Linked DNA regions of Mus musculus: region 2 is linked to region 1. Evidence: chromatin loops called from intact Hi-C (ENCODE). Cell type or tissue: heart. All regions are shown on one strand. Each heading gives the region's core, and the rest is flanking DNA. Links, peaks and the distances in the headings are about the cores only.

Region 1 (16,387 bases), core at 3,502-11,501:
CAGTACTTCTGTCCTTTGAAATGGCACTTACCTGGTAAAAGTCACTTAAGGACACTGCAGGGGGCTGGGTGTGTAGCTCAGTGGATGGAGCACCTGACTAACATGCACCAGGCCTCAGACCAAAAGTTCAAGATCACTCTTAACTACATAGCTGGTTTGAAGCTAGCAGCCCTTGGCTACATGAGACGCTGTCTGTAAATAAATGCACTGTAGGTAGCTCATGGAATCAATAACCCCAAACTAATGCTAAGGCTGTCAGAGATGAAGCTGGAAACTGCATAAATAAGCTGTAAGGGTTATTGGTCTGAGCTGTGGTTCTCAGCCCTGACTTCACACGGTGCCACAGTTTCTGTCCCCCTGGTACAAAGCACACCAGCTTTAAAGCTCTTTGGTGGCCTTGACCTCTGACCTGGCACTTTCACCTGAGCTGTGGCTGACACTATCACTGTTTCTGAATAGAAGAGTCATGCTTTGACACCAAGTTAGAAGACACAGAAGTTGGTACTTTCTTATTATGTAAAAGCCTTTAGTTACCATGGCCTAAGAACCAAGCCCATTGCATTGCTGACACATGGTCCTCACTGTCGCCATCTCCATGAGGGACTCAACACAAAGGCATCTCACCAAGGTAGCTTTATCTCTGCCGAAAGGAACAGTTGGTAGTTGGAATCAGGGAATTAAAGAACTCACAGTATTTAAAGGCAGGCAGGGAGCAGTGTCTGTTGGCTGACATAAGCTAAGAGAACGGGTGACGTTGGACCAGACACTGGTGAGCCAGAGCTTTTCAGTGTGACATATGTGCTCAGGTGGATGCTTTAAAAAGGTGGATGGGGGTAGGGGGGTGGGGAGGGGGCTGGAGATGGGTAAGAGCACCGAATGCTCTTTCAAAGGCTCTGAGTTCAATTCCCAGCAACCACATGGTGGCTCACAACCATCTGTAATGGGATCTGATGCCCTCTTCTGTTGTGTTTGAAGAGAGCAATGGTGTACTTATTTATATACATAAAATAAATAAATCTTTAAAAAAGAAAAAAAAAAAAGGTGGGTCGGGTTTTCTACGAACACATACTCTGTGGAGACAGTTGGGGGAAAGCATGGGGAGTCCTGCTTGGATGAATAACAAAATGAACCCAACCTCCCTACATAAGCAAACTTAAGACTCACAGCCATCAACAGCCACACTCTGATCCATGTGCATAGAGGCTGGTATCTGCCTTCTGACTCAGTGGCCACCACAGCACTGATGGGGCCTCTGTAGATAATGTCTCTATGGGGACCTGGACACCAGGAACACTGGCAGAAATCCTCCCTCCTTTCATTCCTGTTGGCTGAGGTATCTTGTTTCTGCAACACACTTAACTTCTTCAACCAGAATGCTCTGGTTACTGAAAACCTGTTGATCGAGCTTTAAAAAGGCATGTGAGCATGTATTCCTATGTGTAGAAGTACAGGTGTGCATGTACCCGTATATGAGCCTCCTTGGACACTGGCTGTACTGTGTGTGTGTGTGTGTGTGTGTGTGTGTATGTATGCATGTGTGTGTCTTTGTGCAGGAGTGCATGCACTTCTATATGAGGAATCTACTTGGACACTGGCTGTACATACATATACATTTACCTTACATACATGTGCACAGATATTAAGTAAAATGACAAAGGGAGGTCATAGCTGTTGGTGTCACCTTTGTAGGTGCTCTAGTTTCCTAGTCCACACTAGTGGGACAAAGGAGCCATCCAAGCTTGGAGCACAGTTTAGCAAGCTCTCTACACTGCCCTTACCTCTGTTAACAGTAACTACAAGCAGGACTTTCCCTCTGACCTGGGGTGGAGCCTAACAGAAGATAGCAGTCAAAGGCCTATGTGCAGACACAGCAGCAAGTCACACACTCTGGATCTGTGGGTCTTCTGGGTGAGAATTCACATCCACAAAATCCAGAGAATCAAATTAGGGGTCTCCATAAAAACCATACTCCATTCCTGGAGCAAATATGCTGTTTCTGGTTGAGATAACTTGGTATTAAAATGTATGTGTTTACTTTGGCCACACTGTGAATGTAAAAGCAATGGGATTAACTGTTGTTCTTGCTGTTTCTTACTGGTTACATTACAGTGATGTAGGGTTGAAATCTGTTCCTTCAACTTTCAGAAAAGGCACACATATATTGTATCAAAAAAAAAAAAAAAGAAAAGAAAAGAAAAAAGAAAAAAAGGCCAGGCATGGTGGCACACGCCTTTAATCCCAGCACTTGGGAGGCAGAAGCAGGCTGATTTCTGATTTTGAGGCCAGCCTGGTCTACAGAGTGAGTTCCAGGACAGCCAGGGCTATACAGAGAAACCCTATCTCGAAAAAACCAAAATAATAATAATAATAAATAAAAAAAAATAGACATGGGGTAGCTCAGCAGAATAGTCATTGCCTGGCATGCAGAAAAATTTGGGTTTTACCCCATCACTCAGTTTTTCTCAACAAGACATGAGATTAAATAAATACTTAAAATCAGACAGTCACATTTTCATATATGTAGATACCTATTCATATGGACAGTGCATGGATTGCTGGTATTGATGTTTTAAATTCACCATGTTGATTTTTTTATTTGTTTGTTTTTGTTTTTTGGGGTTTTTTTTGTTTTTGGTTTTTTGAGACAGGGTTTCTCTGTGTAGCCCTGGCTGTCCTGGAACTCACTCTGTAGACCAGGCTGGCCTCGAACTCAGAAATCCGCCTGCCTCTGCCGCCTGAGTGCTGGGATTAAAGGCGTGCGCCACCATGCCTGGCCACATGTTGATTTATGAGTATAAAACATCCATATGATTTATGAGTATAAAACATGGGTTTAAGGTCCACTCCTAGGTGATAGAGCTAAACCTAACATTTTACAATGAAAGGATTTTTCACAGATGTTTATGAAATCCCAATTACATACTTTTAAGCTGGGTGTGGTATCTCACACCTATAACCCCAGCACCTGAGGGGTAAGGCAGGAGAATCAGGAACTCAAGGTTGTCCTCAGCTATATAGCAAGCTTTAGGTTAGCCTGAGCTACATCCCATGGGAGCTTGACTCAAAAGAAACGAAAAAAATCCATCCTCTTTCCAGAGAAGACCATGGGGATGCTGGGATCATCGCTTTCGTGCTTACACAGCATTGGTTAAGGAAAATAGTAAGAGGCACTGAAGTTCTTAGCTGTCCCTCCTCTGTCGTTCTCCTGCCAATTCTCCTAATGATGACCTGGTCCTAGCACTCTCTCCAGATCTCACTGTCAAGCAAACTGTGAGCTTGCCATTCACACAGTGAACCTGCAGAGAAGCACCTGCGAAGTATCCAGTCTTCCTCTCTGGACCAGCAGTTCTCATTTTTCCATGAGGCTATTGAACCACAGTGTAGACCTTGTTTATTTGCAAAGTATTAAGTAAGCTACGTTGGAAAATCGAGTCAGTATATGTCATGCTCACATCCCAACTGATCCTGACGATGACTCTGCAAAACAAAGCACCCAGCACACTCCACACAGGCATTCTCTATACAGTCCACTCTGGGCTTCATTGGCATGGTTCATCTCTGCCCCACTGGGCATCAACTGGTACCCTCAAGACAAGGCTGTAGCCACAGAAGCCTGCCCAGCCAGGGCTGTTGGCCCAACTTCCTCACAGGCCCTGACTGGGCTGGCCAACTTTCCTAACTGAGCTTAAGACATCTCTATGTCCCTTCCACTGCACTATGTCCCAGACCTAAATTTGAGAACATAGTCGGTACGTCTAGCCCAGACCTGGGATCAAACTCTGGTCACGGGTAGATACCCTAGGAACCCAAAGCTGTGCTAGCTACATTCTCTGCCCTCTCCAGCTGTCCAGCTCCTTGGCCGTAGCTGACCTGAGTTCCTTGTCAGCTGCCCCGTCCAGAGGACAGGCTATAGTGCCCATTGCAGTCCTCTCTAGGCTGGCCATCACTTCTGCAGTCTCCTCAAATTTGCATTTTTATTTTTAGCCCTACACTCACTGAAAATACTCTGCAGTTAGATCCATAAAAGCCTAGCCAGGGCACAGCCACACCAGGGACAGATGCTGCTGCCCAGTACCTGTGTCTGTGTCTGGAGGTGAAAATCTCCCAAGATTAACTATGTGGATAAAACCTCCAGTCACATTACTAGAGCACAAACAGAAATGTTTACCCCAATGTAACTCAAGAAGAAATGGAATCTAATTGAAGAGGGAAGTCTGGGGCAAGCACCAGGAAATCCTTTGGCCACAAGTGTTGCTAGATTGGGGAAGTGTCCCCAAAGGAAGTGGGAGACATATGCAAGCCAAAAGCCCAGCCCCCATGGAAGAGCAGTACTTCCTCTGCATATTGTCTTCCAAATCCTGTCCTAGGCCAGTTTATCCAGGCAGCCACTAAAAACTGCCAGACTCAATTATCATAATAAAGTAGTTTATTTTGCTCTGATAAAGGGGATTTTTATAATCCACATACCCCAACTCCCACCCCAAAGCCTTTTCCGTTGGAAGGAAGGCTGCAGCTTATGAAAGGAAGGACCTTTGTCCTGGCTGTGGCATCGTTGTTGGGAACAAAATGTCCAGGAACCCAGGGCTGTTTGCTTTAACCAGAATGCTTCTATCACTGCAGAGTTATGAAGTGGAGAGCGTCCTTGGGAAGGAGATGGGACCTTTACTCTGCTTTGTCCAGTCCATCACTACACAGCAGAGCAGCTGTGTCGTCACCCTGGAAGAGATTGAGCTGCTGAGTACAGAGGGAGCCACTGCTGCTCAGCCTCCTCCCTGACATCTGTGCGCTTGGCAAGGGGCTGTGTGTTAACTCAGTGTTTCTGTTTTTAAATTTAGTGGGTTTCTTTTCTTTCTTTTTTCTGGTAAAGAGATTAATAGGATAGTTTTAAATTAAAAATCAAGATACCTCTAATACACATTTTTTTAAACTTTACCTTCCTACAAGTTTGATAACATGTTTCTTTGAGTGTTTCTCATGTCTTCTGTGTCTTCATTTTGCAGCTACTTGGGCTTAGGAAATGTGCTTTGTTGTAGCTTTAAAGTAGTTACAATTTATCAATATTATATATGTTTTTTCTTTGCAGTATCTAATATTCTCTGCTAGATTGTTCTGTAAAGCTTCAGCCAGTATCTCATATTGAAATATTACTGTTCTGTTACAATAAATAAATGTCCAACCTAAACACTTTGTGGTTTTAGTGTTCTGGGAGCTGCCAGAGGTGGCACTGTCACCCATACAATGTTGGGTGTGAGGAGAGCTGTATAAAAGAGAAATTTCTGTACCTTACTCCACTGCCCACCTGTCAGAGACCCTGAAGAACTGCAGAGGGCAAAGATCACAGACTCACAGCAGTCCACAAGCCTGCACTTTGGGCAGGGATTTGAATTACAAACAAAGCTATGTATTTAGACCCTGGAGGGTTTGTGTTTTCTGTACAACAGGCCGTGCAGATCAGGGAAGGGGTTGGAACAACCAGTATCTTAGTAGAAAGGCACATAGCTTTGGGGGGGGGGGGGGTTAAGCCCGCAAACATTACAATTACTGGCTTTTGGGGCTGCCCTTTTTATATACTAGGATATTAATTTGTACTGGTACACATTTTTAAATCTACACGTTGTCCCTAGATTGAGGAAAGTAGAGGCAACGAGGAATCAAGTTTCAGACTCCCAGCTCTCTTCCACCCCCTCACCCTTCGGCAACCACCTAAAAGTTAGGCCAACTGTTCTCCGCCCCAGGTCAGCCTACTCTGGGATCACACACATGAATTAGTCATGCTTTCCCGTGTTCCTTCCGCGGGCAATAGAGACCGCGAGGAAACGCGTCCATCTCCTTACCCCGTGTGGGCAACGCACCTGGTCGGGTGGCTCCCAGGTGCTTGCTTTTCCCTGGTGAAGTCTCAGTATGTTGTGTGCGGGAGAGAATGAACATAGGAAGCTGCAGCGATTTAAATGCTTCTTTATTCTTACAAATACTGTAAAAATGAATATAAAAAGCATGCGCAGTCTCTTCCTCTTATCTACAAAAGTCTGTCGGAAATGTCTTTTCTACAAATGTACCTTAGCTGCAATGGTAATAAGACGTAGAAAATGCTACCATTATAAAAAATAATTTAAGGGGAAAGATTAATATAGCTTCTCTCGCAGTCCAGTGCCCAAGCTGCAGCTTCCTGTCGCTCGCAGGTCCCAAAGAAACTAGCGATTCGGGCGGCGTCTGCTCCCCGCTGTCGGGGTCTGAGGTATAGGTCGTTCAGAGTCTCAAAGGCCCACGCCGCGCGTTACCGGCAGTCGGCGCCGGTGGGCGGCAGGAAAGGCGGGCTGGGCAGTTTTTTGAAGAACTGCCGGAGGCCAGCCAGGTCCCGGGTGAGCTGCTCCACGCGCTGATGCAGCTTCTCGTTCTCGGCCGACAACTCCACCAGCTTCTGCTGCATCTCCTGGTTGCGGCGCTTGGCCTTGTCGCGGCTCTTGCGCACAGCGATGTTGTTGCGCTCGCGCCGCTGCCGGTACTCCGGGCTGCCGCGGTCCGGACCCCTCTTGCCCGCGCCCTTTTCTCGGACTGTGCCGGGCGCGAGGCTCGGCCCCGGGCTGCCTCGAGGAGGCTCCGGCGAAGTGGGTGGAGTGGGCTGAGCCGCGGCCGCCAAGCTCACCACTGTCTGCGCGCACACCGCCACTTGCGCCGGCAGCAGGGAGCCCGGCGCGTCGCCGTCGCCCCAGTCGGGTTCGCGCTTGAGCGGCCCCCTAGCGACAGACCCCACACCCGGGGGTCGCGTAGGGCCGCCCTGCAGCAGCTCCAGGCCGCCCGCGCCGGCCGCTTTGTGGTTGCTGTTGAAGAGGTCGGCGAAGAGTTCGTCGTGGCACAGCTCTAGGGTGGGCACGGCGGCCATGGAGTCAATGTAGGCGCTGAAGTCGATGGCGCTCTCGTCGTCGTACATGGCAGGAGTCGTGGAGCCCAGCTCCCCCAGATCCCCTGGCTCGGGCCCTCGGCCGGGCTTGTCCACCCTGCCTGGCTCGTAGAAGGCCGCGGGTTCTGTGGGCCAGGGTGTGCCGCGCACCGGGCTGTCCAGGCTGAAAAGCGCGGCGCTCATGGCGGCGTCGGCCGGACCTGGCGTCCAAGTTGGGCTGTCACCTCGCCGGGCCGGACCGCCGCCTTTTCTAGCCCCAGCTGACGCGCACGCCCCGCCCCGGCCCCAGTGGGTCGGAGACCGGAGCGGGGAGGGACTGGGGTGCTGCTGGGAACGACCCGCCCTCTGCCCGCACTCCTTGCCTTCCCTCCTTCCTGTTTGTGCGGTTTGGACCTACTTAGCCGTCCAAGCCTGGAGCGAAATGAAAATCTGGATTTGGCCCCGACACGCGCAAAGCAGGACGCCTTCAGACATAGCAAAGGCGGAACAGGGATCAAGGCTCCGCAGCTCGAGTCCTGGCACCTCCGCCACGAGACCAGAACTAGTGAACCGTGGTTCGCGGACCCGGGCCTCAGCCTCCGGCGGTCCAGAGTGAGCGCAGCCAGTGGGAGCCTCCTGAAATTCGAACCCTCTCCAGCTACACCTCTCGGAGTGCCCAGGCCCAGCTGCCGTCGAGGTTAGGTTCAGCAACAGAGCCTGATAGACGGACAGATCAACCGGGCTCCCCGCTGACCACAAAGCCAACGGAAGAGTGATGGCCACCCTAACCGCGGTGCGTTTCTCCGCACCTGACAGCGGATCTTGGGTGCTCTGGCATTTCTTCTTGGTTATTAAAGCTGTGCCACCTGGTGGTAGCATAGCATCTTGCTGTTTCTTTTTCTTGCAAATTGTACCCAAAAGGGATATTATTCTGAAATTGTGGCTTGCTGAGAGAAAGCTAAGATTTACATCAGTACTCACAAAGAGGTGTTAAGTTGCCAGCTCTTCAAAATTCGTGAAAAGATGAAGAGAAATTTCAACCCCAGCTACTCAAACCTGATAGGCTAGGTGGGTAGTTGAACCCCAGGAGTTCAAGTGCCTGATGGCCTGTCTCAAGCAAAAGTCAAGAAAATCATCTGTCCAAATTCAGATGTGTCCCTCATATCCCTCCCCTAATTCATTCCGATTCACCAGGTGTTCTGACAACAAACATCAGCTGATTTACACAGAGCAGCCTAGCTCCTACCTTCAGTTCCTGAGGAAAATCCTAATGAGGGGCTGTGGAATATTTAATGGCTTTTTTTGGAAAAAAAAGGTAAACACAGCCTTGGAATTTCATAATGATCAGTGATGTTTATAAATGGCATATGATGTTGCTATTGTAACTAATTGCCTCTGGGGTTAAAGCCAGCGCACATGTGATATGCATGCACAGGAAAACCCTAGGAGACGTTCGTGGTTCTTAGCCCTGGATGCCATAGAAGCATGATTAGAGAACACGTGTTTATCCCTCAGAGAGACCACATTCCGAGGCTGTTTTCAGTGAGACAACATGCTTGTTTTGATACCTGGGTCCACTCACTACGTTTATGAAAAGTTGTGTTTACAAGACAGCGGGGCCAATTAGAATGTCTCAGAAGGACAGGCTACCGTGGCCACTATTGGGCCGCACCTGAAAGCTCTGTGTATTCAGAAACCCGCCAACCAGTGCGTACTTTTCAATTTTCCAGAAATGGAGAAAGGCAACATGACAGAACAACAAAGCATGAATATAGTGTGACATTTGAGAGCTGTTAAAGTTTAGCCCCTGTGACAGTCATTTGTGATCCTTTCATGACTGTTCCCACACACTGTGCCAATCTCAAGGACCTTTCCTAGCACCGTGGGTGGCAACAAAATGACTTAACCATGTAGGCCTAAAAGCAGCCACCAATAGAGAAAGTGTTCAAGCTCAACATAAAAATTAAACTAATTATATAAAATAATTTCCTAAACTATAAATTGAGTTAATCTATAATTTTATAGATGAAATGTACTCAAGATGAATGTGAACACTTCCCATGCCTTATTCCTGTGAGAAATACATCATTTTTAGCTCTTCTCAGCACACCTGCCAAAAGCCTTCTGGCTAGAATCCTTGAGACCCTCTCCTTGTCCTCAGCAATGTCACATATGGAACATATTGGAGGTTCCAATGACACCCAGTCTATGTGGACATTCTGGAAACCTTGGTATTTAAAAGTTCAGGAGCCTAGCAGTGTTGATATGTCTTAGAGTCACAGAGCACTGTCAGACTTGGAAGATCAGTCTGGTCACACCAACCAATCTCCCTGAGGTCCTGCTTGTGCATTTCACTCCATACAAGAACAGTTCTCTAGATGGGATACTCAAATATGTATAAATACTCTAAAAACATTTCCTGATAGCTCTAGGTAAAATGAAATATGAAATCAAGCTTGAAGAGAAGTAAAACTTCCTAGCATTCAAGAAGTGAAGGCAGGAGGATTATGGATTTGAAGCCAGCTTGAGCTACATATTGAGGCTATATATCAAGAAAAGAACGTTGTAATAAATGGCGGTTCGAATGAGAATGGTCCCAGAGGCTCATATGTTTGAATTCTTAATCCCCAGTTGGTGGAACTGTTTGGGGACTATTAAGAGGTGTGGCTTTGTTAGAAGGGGTGCATCACTACAGGCTAGCTTTGAGGTTTCAAAAGGCTGGGACCATTCCCAACATCTCTCCCTGTCTCCTACTTGCAGTTTAAGATGTGAGCTTTCAGCTATTCTTGCTGACATGCTTTTGCTCAATCATCGTGAACTTTAACCATTTGGAACCATACAGCCAATCATACTGTTTCTTTTGTAAGTTGCTTTGGTCAGACTGCTGCCAAGAAAGCAGGTGGGCTGACTGCACATCTTTCCCTCTCCTTCTGCTCCTCCAGATCCAATTCCCCAGTCCCACCCCCAGCTCAGCAGTAGAGCACCTGGTGCTGTCTCCCTTTTGTCTGTGACCTCATCCCCCATGGATCACAAAGATCTTCTCTTCCAAACTTCCAACTTATCCCATTATCCCACCTTCCAACAGCAGCAAGCATCCCCTCTAAACACAGAAGCTGAACAGACCAGGGAGTCAGGTAAGCTTACTGAAGACTTTCACCACTTCCTCTCCAAACTCAGTGCCCTAGCTACGTCCCTATTTCTGTCACAGAACACCTGTGACAGCCTTCCCTTCTCCCCTACCCATACCTCCTGTGGATCCCACAGACCTCATCCTCCTCCCCTCCCCACCCCCTTCTTCTCCTTCTTCCCGCCCGCCCTCCATACATTGCTTTATCTCAGCACCCAACTCTAGCATATATTCCACACTAAACCACAGGCAACCTCTGCCAGGGAAGTAGAGAAGCTGACTACAGATCTTCACTTCTTCTGTTTCTCCTGATCCAATCCCCCAGGATCATGTCTGGCTCTCCAGCAGACCTTCTGGGGTAAGCTCCTTTCACTCTCTGTCCCCATTCAAGGGAACACTGGTGAAACACTCGTTTTCCTCCCTCCTGTGGACCCCCTCAAGTCCCAACCCATCCCCATACATACCTAAGTGTCAGCTCCCAGTACCCACAGACACATTTTGCCTGGTACCACCAGTGGCCACATCTATCACATCAACAGAAAATCTATAGACAGCACACTCCAAAAAATCATTGAAGAAACAAACCAAGGAACCCAAAACCCTCTGAGGAAAAACAAAACCAGATCTCATCACTAGAACTGTAAACTCCCTAATGCCAGAGGCCTAGATGCCAGCATGAAAATGTCTCCATTAGAGCACAACAAACCTAACACAGTGAGTGCTGTATATCCCTACATAGGTTAAGCACAAGGAAAAGATCTTAAAAAACAGCCTTTGTGAATATGATAGAGCTCATTTTTAAAAGAAATGAATAAATTCCATAAATCTAGGAAAACACAAATAGTGGAAGGAAATGAGTTTTTACTGTTCAAGACCTGAACATGGAAATAGTATCAATAAAGAAAACACAAACTCAGGGAATTTTAGAGAAATTGTGTCCTATAAATTTGGGTATATTGTGTATTCATTCCTAGTCTAGACTGTCTTAAATTGATTTCTATTCATTTAAAAATGATTTATATAGGAATTAGGAATTTGATCAAAAACAACAGAAGCAAGCTTCACAAACAGAATACAACAGATGGAAGAGAGAATCATAGGTATTAAAGATATGATAGAAGAAATGGATATATCATCAAAGAACATATTAAATCTAAAAAACTCCTGGTACAAAAGATCCAGGAAATCTAGGACACTATAAAAAGACAAAAATCTAAGAATAGAGGAGAGAAAAGAAACCCAGATCAAAATCCCAGAAAAATATTTTCAACAAAATCATAGAAGAAAAATTCCCTAACATTAAGGAGATGCCTATAAAAGTACAAGAGGTATGCAGAACACCAAACAGATTGGACCAGAAAAGAAATCTCCACAGGACATAATAATCAAAACCCTAACTGTACAAACCAAGAAAAAAGAATATTCATATTTATTTTACAAAATAAAAGTAAATAAATCATTTTGAATTAATAGAAATCAATTTAAGACATTCTAGACTAGGAATGAATACACAATATGCCCAAATTTATGGGACACAATGAAAGCAGTTCTAAGATGCAAGTGCATACATTAATAAACTTGGAGAGATCTCATACAAGCAATTTAACAGCTCAACTGAAAACTCTAGAACTCACAGAAGAAATTACACTCAAAAGGAATATACAGCAAGAAATAATCAAACTTGAGACTGAAATCAATAAAATAGAAACTGAACTACAATATAAAGAATCAATGAAGAAATATTTGGTTCTTGAGGAAATCAATAAGATAAACAAACCTATATCCAAATTAGCTAAAAGGTAGAGAGATAATATCCAAATTAATAACATTAGAAATGAAAAAGGAAATATAACAACAAATACTGAGGAAATTCAGAAAATCATAAGTATATCCATTAAAAAATCTATACTTCACCAAATTGGAAAATCTAAAAGAAATAGATAGTTTTCTCCATAGGTAATTTAGTTTACTAAAGTTAAATCAAGATCAGATAAGTCTTTTAAACAGACCTATAACCCCCAGTGAATGAAATAGAAGCATTTATTCAACATCTCCCAACCAAAGAGAGAGAGAATTACAGACTGATTTCCCTATTAAAATAGATGCAAAAATAATAAAATGCTTGAACACTGAATCTAAAAACACATGAAAAGATCATCCACCATGATTAAGTAGACTTCATTCCAGAGATGCAGGGATGTTTCAACATAAATCAATAAATGTCATATACCATATAGACAAACTGAAAGAGAAAAAACCCCACAGAATTATCTCATTAGATGAAGAAAAAGCCTTTGACAAAACCCAACACTCCTTCATGGAAAAAAAAAAAAATCCTGAAGAGATTAAGGTTACAACCGACTTATCTAAGCACAGTAAAGGCAGTTTACAGCAAGCCCATAGAGACATCAACTTAATGGAAAGAAACTCAGGACAATTCCACAAAAATCAAGAATAAGATAGGCTGTTCACTTCTCCATATACATTCAATATAGGATTTAAAATTCTACCATCCACTAGAGGGCTACTATCCAAAATATATCAAGAACTCAAGAAACTAGATATCTAAAAACTGAATAATCCAATAAAAAATGTGTACAGATCTAAACAGACAATTTTCCAGAGAAGAAACTCGGAATGTCTGCAAAACATTTATTCAACATCCTTAGCCATCAGGGAAATGTAAATCAAATTACTCTGAAATTCCACCTTACACCTGTCAGAATGGCTGAGATCAATAATACAAGTGACAGCTCATGCTAGCCAGGATGTAGAGTAAAGGGAACAGTCCTCCATTGCTGATGGGAGTGCAAACTTGTACAACTGCTATGGGAATCAGTTCTTAGAAAAATGGGAGTCAATCTACCTAAAGACCCAACTCTACCGCTCTTGGGCATATACCGAAAGGACGCTTGCACCACAAAACACTTGCTCAACTATGCTCACTGCTGCTTGATTCACAATAACTAGAAATTGGAAAGAACATAGATGTCCCTTAGAAGATTAGATAAAGAAAAAGTGGTTCATTTACACAAAAGTATTATTCAACTGTTTAAAAATCAAGGCCATGAAATTTGTAGGCAAATGGAAGAAACAAGGAAAGAAACCATCCGGAACCAGGTAACCCAGATCTAGAATAGTTATGGTAAGTATTGGTTTATATGTGGATATTACCTGGTGAGAAAATGATAAGCAAGCTACAATCTATAAACCTAGAGCAGTTAGGTATAAAGGATGGGAATGGGGTGACACATAGGTCTCCTTGGGAGGGGAAAATAGATTTTGTGGGTCTGAACCAGGTCCTCTTTATATATATTATGGCTTTCAGTTTAGTATTCTTATGAATTCCTGTGTGAAGAAGGTGGTTTCTGATTCTTATACCTTCCCTTGGGCGCTTTTACTTGTTTGCTTGCCTTGTACTGGATCAGGAGGATCAGGTGCTGAGGGGAGAGCTGAGGGGAGATGGTGTTGAGGCAGGGGGGGTGGGGAATACAGGGGGAAACATAGAACCGAGGGGCATTTGAGCATGATGGAAACCTAGTACAGTGGAAACATCCTAAAATACATGAAAGTGATCCAAATGAAATCACCAAATAACTAGGGAGACAGAGTCCCCACTGGTCATCTCTTGTCACCAAAAAAGCTTCCAGTACTGGAACTGGGTTACATCCAATTAAGTTCTTAGCCAAAAGAGTCCTATAGAAATCTTCAGACAGCCCAGGTTGATGCCAAGACAAACTAACAGCAAGGCCTCATTGCTGAAGACAACACCTACTCAACTCATTGAACATGGAGAGGTTAAGCTGGTACCTTCAAAGAACCTTCACCTGTATGTTTTAGGGTCTGTGACACGAACACATACTCTGCAGGCTACCAAAAGATAAACATGCCAACTCAGCCACACACCTTACTTCTACAATACTGTCCTGCTGCAAATATGCTAGGGCAATAGTGGCTCAAAGCTTGCGTGAATAGCCAACCAATGTCTGATTTGACTTAAGGCCCGCTCCATGAAATGGAATCTACACTTAGCTCCGATGACCAAGAAGTAGAACTAAACGGCCCAGACACCTAGAGTAAAAGCAAATACTACTGGTCTTTAAAAATAGGTAGTGAATTGACTCCCAATATCTCTATACTTATAGATCAAGGCCTTCTATTCAGCTATCATCAGACAGGTTTTCTCCGCAGCAGATAGGAACAAATACAGAGATCCATAACCAAATATCTCTCTCACACACACACACAGAGATAGACAGACAGACAGACAGACAGACAGACACAGACAGACACAGACACAGAGAGACAGAGAGAGACAGAGACACAGAGAGACAGGGACAGAGACAGACAGAGTACAGAGAAACAGAGAGAGATCTTGAAACCCTCATATCTAAATGGGATGTCTCTGAAATACCTCCCCTTAAAGCTCAGGGAACATGAAGGAAAATGAGGCAGAAAAAAAGTTAAGAGCCAGAGGAGATGGCGAATACCAGGAAAACAAGGCCCTCTAAATCAACTAAGTAAAGGTCCTATGAACTCACAGAGACTGAGCAACAGGACAGGGCATACATGGGTCTTCACCAGGTCCTCTTCATATATAATATAGCTTTCAGTTAGTGTACTTTTGGGATTTCTGAGTGTGTGACCAACATAGTTTCTGATTCATGTGCCTTCTCTTGGGCTCTTTCCCTTCTGCTGTTTTGCCTTGTCCGACTTTAATGAGATGGAGTTTGTTTTACCATATTTTATTTTGTTATGTTTTGCTTTTATCTCTTAGAAGTCTGTTCTTTCCTAAAGGACCAAGATGGGAGGAGTAGATGGGATGTGAGGGGGGCTGGAAGGAGTAGAGGGAGGGAAAAAAGTGTAATCAGGATATATTGTATGTATAAAGAATCTATTCAAAAGGTAAAGAAAGAAAATTTTTTTAAAAAGTCAGTGTTCTGTCAAAGCAATAGAAAACTAAGACATAATAGGTAAAAAATTCTGCATATACTCCTGTGTGGAGAACTTAACTGGCTGCACATGCAGATGAGAAGGCAGAGCTGTCTGACCCATTGGCTCTTATGCCCCCGCTGTCTGACCCATTGGATCTTGTGCCCCTGCTGTCTGACCTACTGGATCTTATGCCCCCAGGAACCATTTTCATACTTTTACATTCCTTTTCATATATTCATAAAGTGAGGTGTTATTAGAACCCATGCCTGAAACAGATTAAATTCTTTCTCTGAATGCAAAATAGAAATAGAAATATGATAGGAGCAATGTCACTGTCAGAGCGGGAAGCCCCAGGCTCTGGTGAAACCGTGATAGGGATAGTAACGTGCCTCGGTACTTAAAACTCTGTTGCCAAGTCTGTTGACCTGCAAATAGGTAGAAAGGGAAAATCAGCTCTACCAAGCTGCCCACTGTTTGTGTATGGGGAGCTCAGCTCCATGATCAATGGACCCATCCTCCATTTGACCATAAGTCTGTGTGAGATTCATGCATCTCGCAGATTAAACATGGACCTTTAAAATGTCATCCCACTTAAGTTAGCATGTAGGCCCAAAATCAAGGCAAAGAAATGAGAAGAAATTTCATGATCTCAATACAAGAAGGATGAGTCTATGTCTCATCATGCAGAGTGTAGTTATGGGGACCAAGCACTGTCATCTAGATCTTGCTTTGATCTCTCCTCAGCTCTGAGGCACATTTGTGGATGGAAACGATGTAAATGTAACTTTTATTCTCCTCTAAAAACTGCCATCTTGGAGCCTTACTGCCTTTGTCTGCTAGCTCAGGCCTAATCCTGGGAGCTTCTAGCCTCCAAACATTCTAATCTAGGCCTAGAAAGTGTTCATCCGCTGAGACTTGCTGCTGAATAAGCTCACCCTTTTTTGCTCTTTCTGATCTCTGGCTGACTGATTCAACTCAGCTGTTCTGACTCAATCTCCTCTCCAAGCTGACTGATGCAATCTGGCCTCTCCCTCTCCCTATCTTCCTCTTCCCCATCTCCCCCCCCCCCCCCCCCGCCTTTCTCCTTCCCTCTCCCTCTCCATCTCCCCCTCTACCTCTTCCTCCTTCCCCTCCTCCTCTCCCTGCCTCCCCTGAATTGCTCTGCTTGCCCTCATACTAACTTTAGCAATAGGTTCTAATTTTCTAGCTCCTTATTCTCTGGCCCATTCTGTCTTCACCTGTGACTAGCTTGTTCTCTCTCTACAGCTCGTCTCTCTATGACTGTCCAGGTAAAGCTGCCTCCCCTCTTTTCTTTTTCTCCTTTTTTTTTTCTGCACTGCTCTCTCCTAAGTAGCCTTTTTCCTCTTTCATGATGGATTTGAAATCTGGGACAAACACCCAAGTTGTTACAAACAAAGACTGTTCTTGGGAACGCACAAAAAGGCAGT
Region 2 (16,387 bases), core at 3,127-11,126, 97 kb before region 1:
GAAAGATAGAAAATAATTAAGGAAAAAGCATCTTTCCTGCTGTGCATCAAGAACCCTGATGAACTGAGCTGTAGACAGTATGCAAGCAGTTTTGAAGCTTGTTAATCTGAAAAGTTACTTTTGAAACAAAACTGCAATCTACTAGTGAATTTTGTGCTGTTTGGCTGTCCACTGGGAGAAGAAAACCATTCTACTGTCTGCTGTAGAGTATTTGTCCTTAGGGGATTGGGTTCCCAGTGTCATTTCTGGTCCTTAATCTAGTGTTCCAAGTAGACACCCAAAACAACATTAAGACGTTAAAGAGCCTGGTGCAGCCTGTGCATGTAGGCAGCTCCTGAACAGAGACACGAAACAGAGTGTCACTTCCTGACTTAAACTTTAAACTCAAGTTGTCTTTTTCCTGTCTCCTACTTTCTAAAAAGCTGTGTATAAGTTTAGATACTCTCAACTTGTTTTTCTGCATTTTAGAAATAAAATATTAAGCCCTTTAAAAATATGCTGCATAGTTCCCTTTGACTATCACATAAACAATAATTCTCAAGTTAGGTATAAACCCATTTGAGTACTTCCTGTTGTACAGAGGCTGAGTCACTAGTAAAAGTTGTCAGAAATGTGGAAAAGTGCATGCCAGTAATGTCATGTATCCTCATCCATTGGCAGCATGGCTTTTGGAGATTTTCTTAGAGTTCTTGGCTAAACAAAACAAAATATGTGGTTCTAATTCTGTTTTATTTTTGGAAGTAAGGGTGGGTGTAGAGGACAGACTATTGCTTGAGATGGGTTTTCTGTTAGTTTAAAATTGGCCAAAGTTGCTAGGCATGTGTTTAAGTGTATACTTTTGTATAGTTCATTAGGATTTGGTCAACAAGTTTTTTTATTTTTTTGTTAGAAATAAAATATTTTCATACAATATATTATGATCACAGTTTTTCCTCTCTCAAGTTTTTCCAGCTTCTCCCCTCCTTCCTACCTACCTAGCTCCATAGCATCTTTCTCTTTAAGAAACAAACAGGCAAACAAAACAGTTTAAAATAATAAACAACAAAGAGAAAGCACAAAACATAAGCATACACACAAAAATATTTAAAAAGCTATAAAATACAAAATTGGAAATCATAATGTATGATCAAAAGACCAATCAGACAGAAAGTGTCCAAAGTAGTGAGACAGAAAGTTTACAGAAACACCATTGGGTTTCCTGTGTGGTGGCCATCTACTGCTGGACATGGGGCCTGCCCTTATATGTGGTTAATATCCCCAGTGATATGCTATTGGAGAAAACTAGTTTTTCTTTGCATGTGGACATCAGTAGGAGACAGCTTCTTAGGTAGGGATGAGTAATTGTATCCACTTCCTGCTCTCAGTGCTGGCACCACATGTGATTTGAACCTGTGCAGGCCCTGTGCATTATACCACAGTCTGGGTCTTCAAATGTGCATTAGTCCTATTGTGTCCACAGACTTGGTTTCCTCAGTGTCATCCATCTGCTCTGGCTCTGAGAACCTTTCCACCTCCTCTTCACCATAGCTCCCTGAGCTTTGTCATGGGGAGAAGGGTGGCTGGTTAAAGACATTCTGTTTAGGACTAGCTGTTTCAAAGTCTCTTACTCTCTCTGTCTTACATAACAACACAACTGTTGTTCTCTTCTCCTTTGTACCCCATGGGTGACCTACCTGACTACTCAGACTGGTGTGCTGGCTCCTGCCTCTAAGTGCAAGTCATATCTTTGCTTGTATATAAAGGGTAGGTCTCATTGCACCTTCTGCCATAATACCTAGAAAGGCCTGACTCTAATACCAATTTCCTAAATTGCCAGAACCTGAAAGTATTGATAAGTTTGTCATTCAGCTGGTAGGAGAGTGGATTCAAATCCATGCTATGTGTTCTTTGGCTGGGATTCTGGAGCTATTGAGTTGCTGGTTGGAAGTAATTTGAATAGAATATGCCCAAAGAGATAAAAATTTAGAAATTTAGTCTAATGGGGAAGTTGTAAGAAACATGTGACAGGTATACAGCTTCTTAAAAGGAAAAACAAATATGAATGAAGTTTTGGAGGGTTGAGGGTGCAAGGAATGGGCCGATTATGATCAGGATGTTGTGTGTAGGGAATATAAACTCTCTAGAGTTCTCTTCCTAAAGAGACGCCAAAACAAATAACCCAGATGGTGATGGTTATTTTAATTAAAATAAAACCCATGTGTACTTGTGTTGTAATGTATACATGTGTTTTCATGTGAAGGTGGAGGTCAAAGGTCAGGGTCGGCATGAGTTCATTAGTCACTTTCCACCTTGTTTTGTTTTCTGTTTTTGTTTTAAACAGTCTCTTCACTGAATCTGAAGCTCATCATTTCTGCTATGCTGGCTGGTCAAGTTCTTCATTTCTATAGCTCTCCAGCCCTTTCCACCTTGTTTGGCTTTTTACATTAGTACTGGAATATGAAATTAACTGTGCTGGCATGTTTACTAGACAGGTACTTTACCACTTAAGCCATGCCCCCAGCCACTGCAGTCACTTTATATAGGTGGAAATCTTGTCATTAGAGTGGGGAGTGTTCTGTGTTAAGGATGAGTGTTCCTAGTTAGTAAGAATGGAAAAGAATTGGATCCTGAAGGATGGACCTGTTACTCCAGTTGTACGCTTTCCTGCACCACTTGTGCTTCATGACTATCTACCCTTTTTCCTCGAATCTGGGAGCAAATAAATCCACTTATTTTCTCCTCTTGGTTGAAAGTTTGGCTAGATTCAATGTGGAAATATAAAAAGGACATCTTCACATGATAGCTGTTCTAGTGACCCTGGGCTAATGACTACTCCTGCTATGTTGATTAATATATAAGTGTATTCACAAAGAAAACAAATCACTGACGTAAGGAAAGTAGCTTAACTTGTAAAGTGCTTGCCTAGCATGAATGAATCCCTGAGTTTTATCTTCAGTACTGAATAAACTTAGTATAGTGGCACATGCCTATGATCCCACACTCAGTAGGAAAAGGTAGAAGGATTAGAAATTCCAGGTCTTAGGAACAAAGGAGTTTGGGACCAACCCCTGATTCAAACAATAAAGCTAAATAACACTGTGTTGAGTGCATTCAGTATTCAGTATTGTTTGATTATTTAAAAAGAGGACTAGGAATGCATGAGCCCAGTACTCAACATGAATAAATGTCTAAACAAATAAGCAAATAAAAGTTAAGTGAGTAAGATAGAGTTCAGCAGTGGTGGCACATGCTTGTCGTCATAGCTGTGGGAAGGGGAGGCTGAAACACCAGGATATTAGGGTCATCCACCTCTACTATTCCACTAGATGTTTGTGTAACTAAGTTATTTTTAGAAATGTCAGTTATGATGTAGATGAGTTGATACTTGAATAATGTTGCAGGGAAAATGGGAATATCAGAGAAAGCCTAGCACATGCTTACACTAAAATATTATCCGTTTGTAAGTCACGCATTAACATATAACTATGCATCTTGTATTTTATTTAAATCTCACAACTTTACACTTAAAGCTAGCATATGTAAAATATTACAATCAGAGTTGTTATAGTCAGGGTTCCATTTTGTGAGTTTTTAATCTTGTTGATAAAAGAATTTAAAGACAACATCAGAACAAAGAAGATCATTTTATTAAAATTTTGGAGAAAGACAATAGGTCTTACAATTTTAATTCTTGGTAATTGCTAAGAGGAAAGAAATGCTTAAGAGAGAAAGATAAAATTCATTTTTACAATAGAAATAAATCTTGTTAGTCTTCATGGATTAGATTAGATTTAATTTTGTAAGTACCTTTACGAGTTTGATTATTTGTTTATTATCAACTTGGTACAAGCTAGAGTTGTCTGGGTATAGGGAATGTCAATTGAGAAAATGTCTCCATTAGATTGGCCTGTAGGTGATTCTGTCGGACATTCTGTTAAAGATTGATGTGTGGGGTCATAGGTCAAATAATTTAATCCCTGTGGTCTGAAATAACTCTGGAATTGGTGAGAGAATGCTCCCACAATTCCCACTATGCCTTTGGGTCCTGTTTCTCACTAAATTGTGAGATTGAGCAGAACAGGATACTAATACTCTCTAGAAAGCTTGTGAGTCCTGATCCTGACCTGCCAGAAAACTTAGTTCTTAGTGACTAAGGTAACTCTCAGTTCCCAAACTGTTGTTTCCTATTGATTTGGCTTTCAGATGTATTCTCCATGATGAAAACAACATTATCACCAAGCCTAAAAAGAAAAATTAAACTTGACTTTGTTTAACTTACTAGGCAATTTATATCAATTTTTGGAAAGTGTGACTAATAGCAATTTGACCTTTAACCCCATGCCTAATAAATCCATTTTGGAAAAGATAAAAAGCAACCAGATGTGCTCTATGTATAAGCTTTTGTTCAAAACTAGTGTAAATGATTTTTGGGTGTCTCAACGACCAAAATTGAAGTCCAAAAGTAATAAATACATAGGGCTAAGAAGGCAGTCAATATATTGACCCTTGCCTCTAGGCCAGATAGGTTTCAATGGATAGATAACAGGACATCTCTCAACAGACCCTGTAGTTCTGCTAAATGACCTTTCTATTGATCAAAGAGGATGTAAAGACTCAGAGGCAAGCCAGTAACTAATGCACATTTTGCAGAGTCAGCAGTGGGAAATGAAATCAATTCTTCCTAGCAAATCAACATGATCAGCAAGTGTCTGACCTGTCCTACCAGATGGTATAACTAGTAAAGTCTATAGGAGGATGGAACTCCCTAAAAGAAAGTTGGAGGAGGAACTCAGAGCAGGAACTGAAGCAGAGGCAATGAAGGAGAAGTGCTTATTGGCTTGTTCCTGTAGGCTTGCTTAGCAGTCTTTTTATACAACAACCTATGTGTTCAGGACCCACAGTCTCCTTGATTAGTAGGAATCAAATTTTATTCTTTTCTTTGTTTAAATTTGGTAAAAGAATGAATAAGTCTTTTAGATATGGCAGTGATGTCCTTTTTTTAAAGATGTGGACTGGTTAGGAGGAAACCCAAAGAGAAAGAGCCACTTACTCTGACCACAGTGTGTTGGAAGTTTATAACCATGGGGGAAGTCTGAGAGAGCCAGTTGGTCCCTTATGTAAAATAACTTCCTCAAAGCCTGAAAACCCCACAGTCAGGTCTGGTTTATATAACTCCTTGCTCTGATTTTTAAAAATGAATAAATAAAAAAATAAGAAAAAATAGACCTTGTTATATGGCAATAGGACACCCAGGAAACATACATATGTATAGCCACCATTTTTAATAAAATGCATTTAAATGAGATTAGTATAAATATAAGAGTCTTAAGTACTTATGAAGCAAGAGAAAGTGGCCTGGGGTATACAGCCCGAAATGAGGAAAGAGCCTGTAGTTTATCACAGCAATATATACACAGAAGGAAACTGTAAGTAGTAAGGAATGGAGAGTTTTAGCATCTTGACCCAAAGGAGTAGAGTCCATATCTTCCCACTATGAAGGTGAAGGAAATCTATTTGTAACTAGGAACATCAAATGATCTCATTTTGGCTTTTTCCTCAGCTCCTAGGTCTTTAGTTTTCCACGATGCTTTTGTGCTCACAAAAGAACTGGGAGGGATCAGGAAGTGTGTCCAACATGAATTTGCACTACTGCGTTGGGAGCACATGGAGGCACTAAGGGAGAGAAAGCATATTATGATGTGGATACTATAACCTACCTTAGGATGAAGTGGGCTGAGACTGGACAGTATTAGCTGAGCAGTCAAGTCCTTCAGAAATGAAGTTGTTAAAAACCGTTAATCTTGGTTTTAATAGCTCAGCAAGTTATGGGGCACTTCTGTCCAATTAGAAATTCAAACGCCTGGGGATTTAGGGCGTGTGTTCAACTGAGAGCACAGTACAGATAGTGCAAGGCACTGCCTGTACTCTCCATTTTGGTTAGAAACAGAAGGTGAAGTCCAAAGGTCATTATAACTGAGTGTCCATCCTCTGTGGCCTTCAAGCCTGATAATACTTGATAATGTATCATGATATAATTAAGACATACTCTGTCCTCCCACACCTAAGTCTTTCAGTTTGTAAAAACTGTTCATCATTTCTCCTATTGTTTCCTCACATACATATACAGTTTAATATGTTTGTAACTGACTTTTAGCTTACTGATTTATGTGCTAGACCAAAGTCCCTCTTGGCTTCTATAATTACAGCATCATTTTGGGAAGGCTGGCCATAGGCAGCTGGCATAAGTCCAGACCTCTCTTGAGGCCCTTTGCAGAACTAGAGGCCAGCAACATTTGTACATATGTGCATCTTCTTGAAGTTGTTTGATAGCCTTGGCCAACTCTGGAGGCACAAGAAACCGGCATAGGAACCAACTGGCACAGTTATGATGTGGTTGAGCCAAAGTATGTGGCTGTCCAAGTTCTCTCAGGGCCTCAGCATTTTCATACTAACTTATCAGTGGTCGAGAGAACAAGAGGGGAATTGAAAGTTGGCATGAAGTCAGAGTGAACTCAGAGATTAGAAGGGAGTTGGTAGAATGATTGATGAGCTCTTATTATTCAACAATCAGTAACCAAGAGAGAGAGAGAGAGAGAGAGAGAGAGAGAGAGAGAGAGGAGAAAAAAAAAAACGAACAGAAGTGACAAGGCTACAAGGCTACAGCTCTCTACCAAAAGGTGGTAGTTGTTGGAATTCAGATATCTCTTGCAATTTCTGAGTATAATGTAATGAATGAAGATTAGTCTCTGTGGGAACATTTTTAAGAAGGAAACTTTACTATGCAAAGAATTTTATGAAAGGTATAAAGGCCACAGTGTGAATTGAGGATGACACACCCTGTTTTGAATTGGATTTCCTGCTAGCTGTGATCAGAGGCATTCTTCCCGGACTAGGGTGAATTCAGTTCCAGTGTTTACTTGTAAAACTGAATTCAGTCATTGTGTTTGTACTTTGGCGTCCTGCCTGCAATTAAAAGTACAGAGCAGACTTCAGTTAGTTACCCTCTATGATTTTGTGTCCTTTATAAAGAGGAGGGAGAGGAGAGGGGAAAACCCAAGAGGTGACTGAGTTCATTTACATACAGTGCCAGTGGGCAGCTGCTGGCTGCCTGTGGTCACATGATTCTGTGGAGGATTCTGATATTCCACTTACTGGAATTGGGAGTGGGACAGAGAACACTCCCCTTTAATACTTCCAGTTTTGTCATAGCTGAATTATTACTTGCTTCTATGTTATTAATAAATGCAGATGAAAACTTTTTTTGGATATTTTATTTTTTTTACATTTCAAATATTATCCCCTTTCCCAGTTTCTCCTTTGGAAACCCCCTGTCTCATCCTCCCTCCTCCTACTTCTATGAGGTTGCTCCCACACCCACCCACCCACTCTTGCCTCCCTGCCCTGGCATTCCCCTACACTGGAGTATCCAGCCTTCCCAGGACCAAAGGCCTCTCCTCCCATTGATGTTCAACAAGGCCAGCAGATGAAATTTAGGATACTTCCTTTTCCTTGTTCTTTTTAAACTCTTGTGTATGTAAAAACGAACTTCTAAAAGGAGAGGTTACAGGCCCTGTTGTAGAGCCTGGTGGGCCTGTCTCTCAGTTACTTTAGAGGGAACACAAGCAACGGACACAATTGATTAAAGTTATGGGGATTATCTATGGGATGGACTTCTCCTCTCTAGAGTCATAGAAACCAGAAAAGTCTCTGTTCTTTGTAGTTTGATGGTTATATGAAGATACCTGGCAACTACTATAGAAGATGGATCTGAATGGATTGTTTTTCCAGTGCCTATGAAAGCAAGTCAGCCCTCACACCCTAAGAGGTAGTATATTGAATGATTTCCTTGATTCAAATTTATAGCCTCTGGATTTGGAAAAGACAGAGAAAAGGACTGGTCTTTGGGGGCCTGTTCCCAGAATTTACTATCTCACACTAAAGATGAAGAGGTCAGCTCAGGACCTTTGGAAAATTCCCCTTTCCCCTCCTAGAAGAGCGAGGACAGAGAGCCTATAGGCACCTCTCTCCTCCAGAAGCAAGAGGCTGATTACATTCTTCAAAAAGAACACAGGCGGGACCAACCATTGGCCATCCGAAGATAAGGAAAGCCTTTGCTACCTCATTCCCTAAGGACCAGTTTAAAAGTCACACTGTTCTGCCAATCACATTGTGCCTAGTGACTGTTGCCCAATATACCCCTGAAAATTGTATAAAACCTGGCTGAACAGGCAGTCCAGGGTCACTGCCTCTCCTTCAGGTGCAGGACGACCCCAGCACTATGGAACAATAAATTCCTCTTGCTTTTGCGTCGATCCCCAGCTCCGTGTGGTTCATTGAGAGGGTCCCTGGTTGCTAAGGTTCATCAAAGTCTTATAAAAAAAAAAATCTCGAGGGCTGAAATAAGGAGCAGTGGACTGTCTGTGTCTTATATGTCATGAATTGTACTTCTTTTTACTCCAGTTTGTCTCTGCCAGACACTCTCCCTCTCCCACTGAAATCCTTCTTCTCAGCAAGGCTTCATCCTAATTTCATGTATTTTTTTTTTTTTTGTGTGTGTGTGTGAACCACTGAGGTAAATTAGGGTTGCCTATATTAGCATGGGTGAGAGAGAATATTTACTGGAGCATGGGCAGTTTATCAGTGGTTATACTACTGAAGAAAATGGCACTCCAGCCTTCACAGCAAGCAATAACACATCCATGATGAAATATTGACTTTCAGTCTACAATCTTGTACAGTTCTTATTTCAGTAACCTCAGCTGTAGTGAGCTCTCTTAGGTGCAAAGTCTTGCACTTAACATTTTTTTATGTTTTTTTTTTTAATTTTATATCTTGGATGGAAGAACAAACTCATTTGTGCCACAGCACACATATGGAGGTCAGAGTATAATTTTTCATGTGTGTCCCAGGAATCAAATGCAGGTTATCCAATTTGGTGACAAATACCTACTGAACCATGTTGCCAGATCCCATCAGAGCATTTTGAGGCCAGAGATCCCACAGTTACTTCCAACATTGGAGTGGCTATCAAGTAGGTATAGAAAATCACAAACTTCTATAAGCAATCATGGTATGAAAACTTAAACTAATTGTCACATTACTGGAGACCTAGAATAAACAAAGCTCAAAAAAGGAAATACTCCAAAGATCACAGACCTGGGAAGAGAGGTACATTTATTGGAGTTTTAGCTCTAGGAACCCTAATTGCTTTTCACAATCAACACCTGAGGACATGCTTCTTCTTTCTTCCACAATGATCCCTGAGCCTTGGCAAGAAGAGGTGTATTTTAGATGTACCATTTAGGGCCGAGAACTCCAGACTCTTATTCTCTGCCCCTGTACTACTTGTGGGACTCTGTTAAACACCATCTACTATTGAAAAACAAAGCTGCTTGGATGAGATTTGAGAGATGCACACACAGCACACAGGTGTAGCAATACGTTATTTGGCGGTGCTTTAGGAGAGTTAGAGCAGTAGGTTATTCCCTAGTGCCTATGACCTTTCTAGCCACAGGTTCTTGGCCTCGATATGGTGGAGCAGGCCTTTAATCCGATTTTTTTAAAAAGTAATTTTTTTATTCCCGTGACATTGGTGCAACTGTCGGAACAGTGGACATGCCTCGCCAGGCCTATAATTACAGTAGCTTTCAAGGTTCTCAGCTGTAAGTCAGATGACCGTTGATATACTATGGCAGCATGCACAGCACCTGCCAGCATTATGAAAGGCAGCTGTTAGGAGTAAAGGAACTTCTGCATCAGGACTAAGTTGAATTCTTTGTGCTTCAGCAACTAGGTCTTGTAGTCACGGTCTGGAGGATAACCAAGTGCAGTGGTAAAAGTTTGCAGTGTTTGAGTGATCATTGGGATTTCACTGGCTAACACCTTTGAAAGACTTACTGAACTTTCATTTCTTAACCTGTGGTATCTAGCATTGTTGACCTTTATAAGTTAACTCTATTTAAACAATAGATGTATGGGTTGTATTGAAGGAATTTTCTGCACTAGTAGTTTTTCATATTTTTGTTCAGAAGTTCTTTAGTCTTAGTTATCTCTCTCCATATTTTTTACTCTTCCCTGTTCTTATCTCCCAAAGTTAATCCTCTTTCTCTTTGTTCTCGAACCTTGAGAGCCCTCCAGGGTTCATTCCTAATTATGGAGCTTCTGTAGGTATTCCAGTTGAAACACATCTAGAGATTCAAAGGCAACATCCACAAAAGAACTAGGATTTCCAAAATAATCTTGAACAATTAAAAAAAAAATTTAAGTATCACTATCTCAAATTTCAAATTACTACAAAGCTATTGTAATAAAAATAGCATAGTGCTGGCATAAAAACCAACATTGGCTAGTGGAATAGAATTGAAGACTCGGGCTTGGTGGTGCATGCCTTTAATCCCAGCACTCAGGAGGCAGAGGCAGGCAGATTTCTGAGTTTGAGGCCAGCCTGGTCTGCAAAGTGAGTTCCAGGACAGCCAGGGCTATACAGAGAAATCCTGTCTCAAAAAAACAAAAAACAAAAAACAAAAAACAAAAAAAACCAAATTGAAGACCCACATATAAGCCTGTATTTTTTAGGGAAGAGATGGGGGCATAGGGTGAGGGAAGAGCTATAAGCCTGTATTTTTACAGACACAATTTTTGACAAAGATGCCATCAGTACATTAGAGAAAAGACAACCTCTTCAACAAATAGTGCTGCTCAAATTGTATAGCTACATGTAGAAAAGTGAAACTAGATTCTTACCTCATTCCATGCAAAAAAAAAACTAAACTCCAAATAGACTTAGGACGTCAGTATAAAACTTAGTCCCCAGAACCTGATCGAGCAGAGTAGGGAAGTTACAGACACAGGAAAAATCTTTCTGAACAGAATACCTGATAGCGCAGGCATTAAGATCAACAAATAGTAACTGGACCTCATGAAATTTAAGCTTCAGTACATCAAAGGAGACCATCATTCGGGGGGAGGAAGCAGCCTACAAAATGAGGGTTACTATCTATAATATACAAAGAACACTGAACATCAAGAAAACAAATAGGCCAAAATAAATACTTATAAAATATAACCTCTCACACTCCTATGTTTGAACCCCGGCTGGTAGCTGTTAGGGAATTGTGGGACCTTTGGGAGTAGAGCCTAGCTGGAAGAAGTGTATTAGTGGAAAGGTAGAGTTTTAATTATATGCTGGCACCACCTCTAGTGCCATCTATCAGAGTTCTGTTTCACCAAGATGTGAGGATGTGAAGAATGTCAGGGACAAACTTATTTCACCGTAATTATATCCTCAACTTATGAGTCAGAGTAAGTTATTGCTTTCTTTAACTTGCATCTTATATTTGGTTACAGCAATGAGGAAAATAGTTAATTGATACCAAGTTAACAGTTAAACAATACTAAGACATGAGGGCTTTGTTATAGAAAACCTGGCTGTATGGTTCATATACTGCATTGTGCCATTTATTTTGTGCCATGATTACTATTCTTGGCTCTTCGACAAATACACAGTGAGAGAGAGCTGAGCGACATGAAAAATTTATGGTTTATCAGTGAAAGGAACAAGAACAAGTTTAAAGGTACAAAGCATGTGTAATAAAGAATCTAAAACTTGCACACTTTATACTTGGACAGAAAGTATACCTTAGGGGCAAACTCCTTCCTATCCAGGTATCTAGGATATAAAAATACAAATTCCTTTTAAAAGAGAATTCTTGGAAAGATAGAACCCCCAGGATACCTGCTGGAGACCAAGGATGCTGGGCTGTATCTCATGCTGGCAGTGGACCTTTGTGCTTTCCCTGTGCTGCTAGTTATGCAGATATGTGGAATGTTAGCTTTTCAAGATAATGAATACAAGCCCTAGAATTTTCCAGCATGTTGTTGCTTTGAATTCCTGATATATAAAGGCCCTATATGTTAGTGCATAAAGCTCTGGAGATATAGCCTATGTTGTAGCAAAGACCCCAAGATATTTAAGAAACCAGACTTTCATTGAGAACATGATATTTGAGACCAGTGCTTTCGAAAAGACACATATTCAGAGGTATGACATCTACTTTCTACCCATTCAAGACTGGGCCCAGAATAGAGAAAGTCGGTGGAATTTCGGTGTCAGAACTAGTAAAACCTGGAATGAGTTCTCTGGCTTGATCTTCTTTCATCCTGACTCATCTTTAGGAACCATCTTCCTTCCTTTCTCAGACAATTAAAGAAGAACTAACAGATCTCCATATCCAGGTCCTACCAGGAGTGAGCTGGTCTCCCAAGAGAGCTGACACACCTGAGAGCACAGGTGAGACCAGCACTTCTGCTCAATATCCTGGCATAAGAGTGACCTGCCCAGAGCCATAGGGACACAGGAACCAAAGAACAACTGGGAACGGGATCCTTCTGATTTATATATGTGCCCCAGAACTGACCCTGTGCCACAGCTCTCTGTACCCAGATCCCACCAAATAGCCCTGTTAAAAAATGGGGAAGACTGGTTAGTTCATATTGTTGTTCCACCTATTGGGTTGCAGACCCCTTCAGCTCTTTGGGTGCTTTCTCTAGCTCCTCCATTGGGGCCCCTGTGTTCCAACCAATAGATGACTGTGAGCATCCACTTCTGTAATTGCCATGCACTGGCATAGCCTCACACGAGACAGCGATATCAGGGTCCTTTCAGAGAAATCTTGCTGGCATATGCAATAGTGTCTGGGTTTGGTGGCTGATTATGGGATAGATCCCCAGGTGGGGTAGTCTCTGGATGGTCCATCCTTTCGTCTTAGCTCCAAACTGTGTCTCTGTACTCCTTCCATAGGTATTTTGTTCCCTATTCTAAGGAGGAATGAAGTATCCACACGTTGGTCTTCCTTCTTCTTGATTTTCTTGTAGGACAACAATGTGAACTAATAGCCCCAGAGCTCGTGTCTCTAGCTGCATATGTAGCAGAAGATGGCCTAGTCGGCCATCATTGGGAAGAGAGGCCCCTTGGTCTTGCAATTTTATAGCCCCAGTACAGGGGAACGCAAGGGCCAAGAAGTGGGAGTGGGTGGGTAGGGGAGCAGGGCCGGGGGAGGGTACAGGGAACGTTCAGGATAGCATTTGAAATGTAAATAAGGAAAATATCTAATTAAAAAAATGGGGAAGAGAGCTAAACAGAGAACTCTCAACTTAGGAAACTGAGAAGCACCTAAAGAAATGTTCAATATCCTTAGTCATGAGGAAAATGCAAATCAAAACAACCCTGAGATTCCACCTCACACCAGTCAGAATGGCTAGGACCAAAAACTCAAGTGACAGCTTATGTTGTCAAGGATATGGAGGAAGAGGAACACACCTCCATTGCTGGTGGGATTGCAAACTGGTACAACCACTCTGGAACTCAATCTAGAGATTCCTCAGAAAACTGGAAATACATTTACCTGAAGACCCAGCTATACCATTCTTGGGCATATAACCAAAAGATGACCTACCATGCCACAGGGGCATGTGCTCCACTATGTTCATAGCAGCCTTATCTGTGATAGCCAGAAGCTGGAAACAACCCAGGTGTCCCATAACAGAAGGATGGATATAGAAAATGTGGTTCAAGCTGGGTGGTGGTGGCACATGCCTTTAATCCCAGCACTCGGGAGGCAGAGGCAGGTGGATTTCTGAGTTCGAGGCCAGCCTGGTCTACAAAGTGAGTTCCAGGACAGCCAGGGCTATACAGAGAAACCGTGTCTCGAAAAATTAAAAAAAAAAAAAAAAAAAGAAAATGTGGTTCATTTGCACAATGGAATACTGCTCAGCTATTATGAACGAGGACATCCTGACTTTTGCAGGCAAATGGATGGAACTAGAAAATATCTTCTTGTTGAGGTAATTCAGATCCAAAATGACATGTATGGTATGTACTCACTAAAAAATGGATATTAGCCAAAATGTACAGAATAGCCAGGATACAATCCACAGAACTCAAAAAAGTTAACAAGCAAAAGGGTCCAAATGAGGATGCCTCAATCCCACTTGGGAGAGAGAAAAAAGCAATCAGAGGAGGCAGAGGGAGGAAGGGCCCTGAGTGTGAGAGGGAAGGGAGAGGGGGAAAGGGAGAACATTATCAGGTATTGTAATTGGAAACAGGATTGAAGCTCTGAGGGCAGCAGAATGAATGGAAACATGCAACCTAGGGAGGTAGGAGGTGGGGTGACCCTCTAGAATGTACCAGAGACCTGGGAAGTGAGAGACTCTCAGTACTCAAAGGGAGGGGCCTTAGATGAAATGGGCAACACTAGGGAGAGGGAACTTGTGGAGTCCACGTCCACTAGAAAGACGGGGCATCAAGTAGATGGATGGATTTGCCATCCCATAGTCAATAACTCTGACCCAGATTGTTCCTGTCTAAAAGAACTACAGGGACAAAAATGGAGAAGAGACTGCAGGAATAGAGGTCCAGTAACTGGTCCCAATTTGGAGTATATCTTAAGGGGAGGCTCCAAGGCCTGTCACTATTATTGATGCTATTGTGTGCTTGAAGATAGGAGCCACTAGGCTCCCATCCAAGAAGCCCATCAAGCAGCTGACCGAGACAGACACAGGTACTTATACCCAACCATTGAACTGAAGTTGGGGACCTCTGTGGTTGAATTAGGGAGAGGGTGGAAGAAGCTGGGGACCTGTAGTAGGACCAGCATTCTCAACTCGCCTGGACCCCCAATATCTTTCAGACACTGAGCCACCAACCAGGCAGCACACACTTGCTGGTATGAGGTGCCCAACACATATACAACAGAGGAGAAGATGTACCCAAACCTCCAAAGACTTGTGGCCCTAGGGAGTGGGGAGGTCTAGTGGGGTGGAGTCGGGGGGATTGGAGTGTATAGACATCCTCTTGGAGACAGAAGAGGAGGAATAAGATGATGAAATGTCGGATGGTAGACTATTAGGGGTTAAAGATAATTAAATAAAATAATAAAAACAGTGGTTATATGGAAATATACTTAGTTTTGGAAATTATGTAAGAAATACCTTAGAAACTTCTTTGCAGGGTTTTTTTTTTTTGATGTTTGGCAGAATATTTATTAGCATATTGGGGGAAATTTATATCAATAACTTGAAGATGAAATTCCATGCAAAGTATTTTTCCTCATATTTAAAATGCTTTTTTAAAATTAATCATTCCATTTATTTATATCTCAAGTGATATCCCACTTCCTGGTTACCCCTCCACAAACCACCCCCCCATCCCACATATGCCCTCTTCCCTCACCCTTTTCTCTCTATAAGGGTGTACCCCCACCCACCTACCCTATCCTTCCCCGCCGCTCCTGCATCCCCTATGCTCGGGCATCAAACCCTCACAGGACCAAAAGCCACTCCTCCCATTGATGTCAGACAAGGCCATCCTCTGCTACCTATGTATGTAGAGCCATGGATCCCTCCCTGTACACTCCTTGGTTGGTGGTCTGGTCCCTGGGAGCACTGGTTGGTCCAACCAGCCTATGTTATTCTTCCTATGGGATTGCAGTCCCTCTCCACTCCTCCAGTCCTTCTGCCAGCTCTGAGGATCCCACACTGGGATCCTGAGCTCAGTCTGATGGTTGGTTCCAAGCATCCACATCTACATTGTTCAGTTGCTAGCAGAACCTCCCAAGAAATAGCCACACCAGGTTCCTGTTATCAAACACCTCTTGGCAACAGCAACAGTGTATGGGTTTGGTGTCTACAGACAAAATGGATACCCAGCTGGGTTGGTCTCCAGATGGCCCTTCCTTCAGTCTCTGCTCCATTTTTTGTCCCTGTATTTCCTTTGGACAGGAACATTCCTGGGTTAAAAACTTTGTGATGGGTGGGTGGCCTTATCCCACAATCAGGGGACAAGCCTATTTACTGGAGGTGCTATCTACAGGTTCTATCTCCCCTTTACTATGCATTTCTGCTAAAGTCATCCCTGTTGGGTCCTGGGAGCCTCTCACTTCCCTGGTGTCAGGGACACTCCAGTGGCTATCCCCAGTTCCTCATCCCCCACTGCTACATATTTTTATTCAATTCCTGACCCTCTGTACCTCTCTCCTGTTCCCTCTAGTACCTGATACTGCCCCCCTCTTTATTTCCTCCCCTCCTCTCCTGTGACATTCTGTTCTGCCCTCAGTGCAGGACTGAAGCATCCACACCCTAGTCTTCTTTTCTCTTAAACTCCATATAGTCTGTGGGTTGTGTCATGGGCATTGTGAGCTTTTGGGCTAATATCCACTTATCATTGAGCACATATCATGTGTGTTCTTTTGTGTCAGAGTTGCCTCACTCAGGATGATATTTTCTAGTGCCTTCCATTTGCCTGCGAATTTCATAAATTCATTGTTTTTAATAGCTGAGTAGTATTCCATTTTGTAAATGAACCACATTTTCTGTATTCATTCCTCCGTTGAGGGACATCTAGGTTGTTTCC

Evidence for each region. Hi-C counts contacts between places; a loop is a spot of excess contacts. Peaks named below come from ENCODE experiments on the same cell type or tissue, not always from the same donor. Only the 100,000 strongest peaks of a DNase experiment are listed, where the experiment ranks them.
Region 2: it touches region 1 in a loop (7-fold over the local background); 3 of 42 quality-filtered maps call a loop at or near these places.

Annotation. Positions count from the first base shown.
Region 1 is chr16:15,878,019-15,894,405 of GRCm38, reverse strand. It overlaps Cebpd (CCAAT/enhancer binding protein (C/EBP), delta), which reads right to left and starts at 7,120. Exons shown (of 1, transcript NM_007679.4): 1 at 4,861-7,120. The coding sequence starts at 7,081. The coding sequence ends at 6,275. It overlaps Spidr (scaffolding protein involved in DNA repair), which reads left to right. Exons shown (of 20, transcript NM_146068.4): 20 at 4,621-5,182. The coding sequence ends at 4,776. In heart, for the core only: CTCF peaks have their summits at 5,213, 6,254, 6,820 and 7,755 (motif pointing left); DNase peaks (open chromatin) are centred at 4,305, 4,665, 6,305, 7,135 and 2 weaker places; H3K4me3 peaks cover 2,731 bases; H3K27ac peaks cover 1,926 bases; H3K27me3 peaks cover 711 bases.
Region 2 is chr16:15,975,071-15,991,457 of GRCm38, reverse strand. The region is part of intron 8 of Spidr (scaffolding protein involved in DNA repair); the gene reads left to right. Among named protein-coding and RNA genes, the nearest start is that of Cebpd, 96 kb to the right of the region's middle. In heart, for the core only: no CTCF peak of the experiment used is centred there; DNase peaks (open chromatin) are centred at 6,367 and 6,907.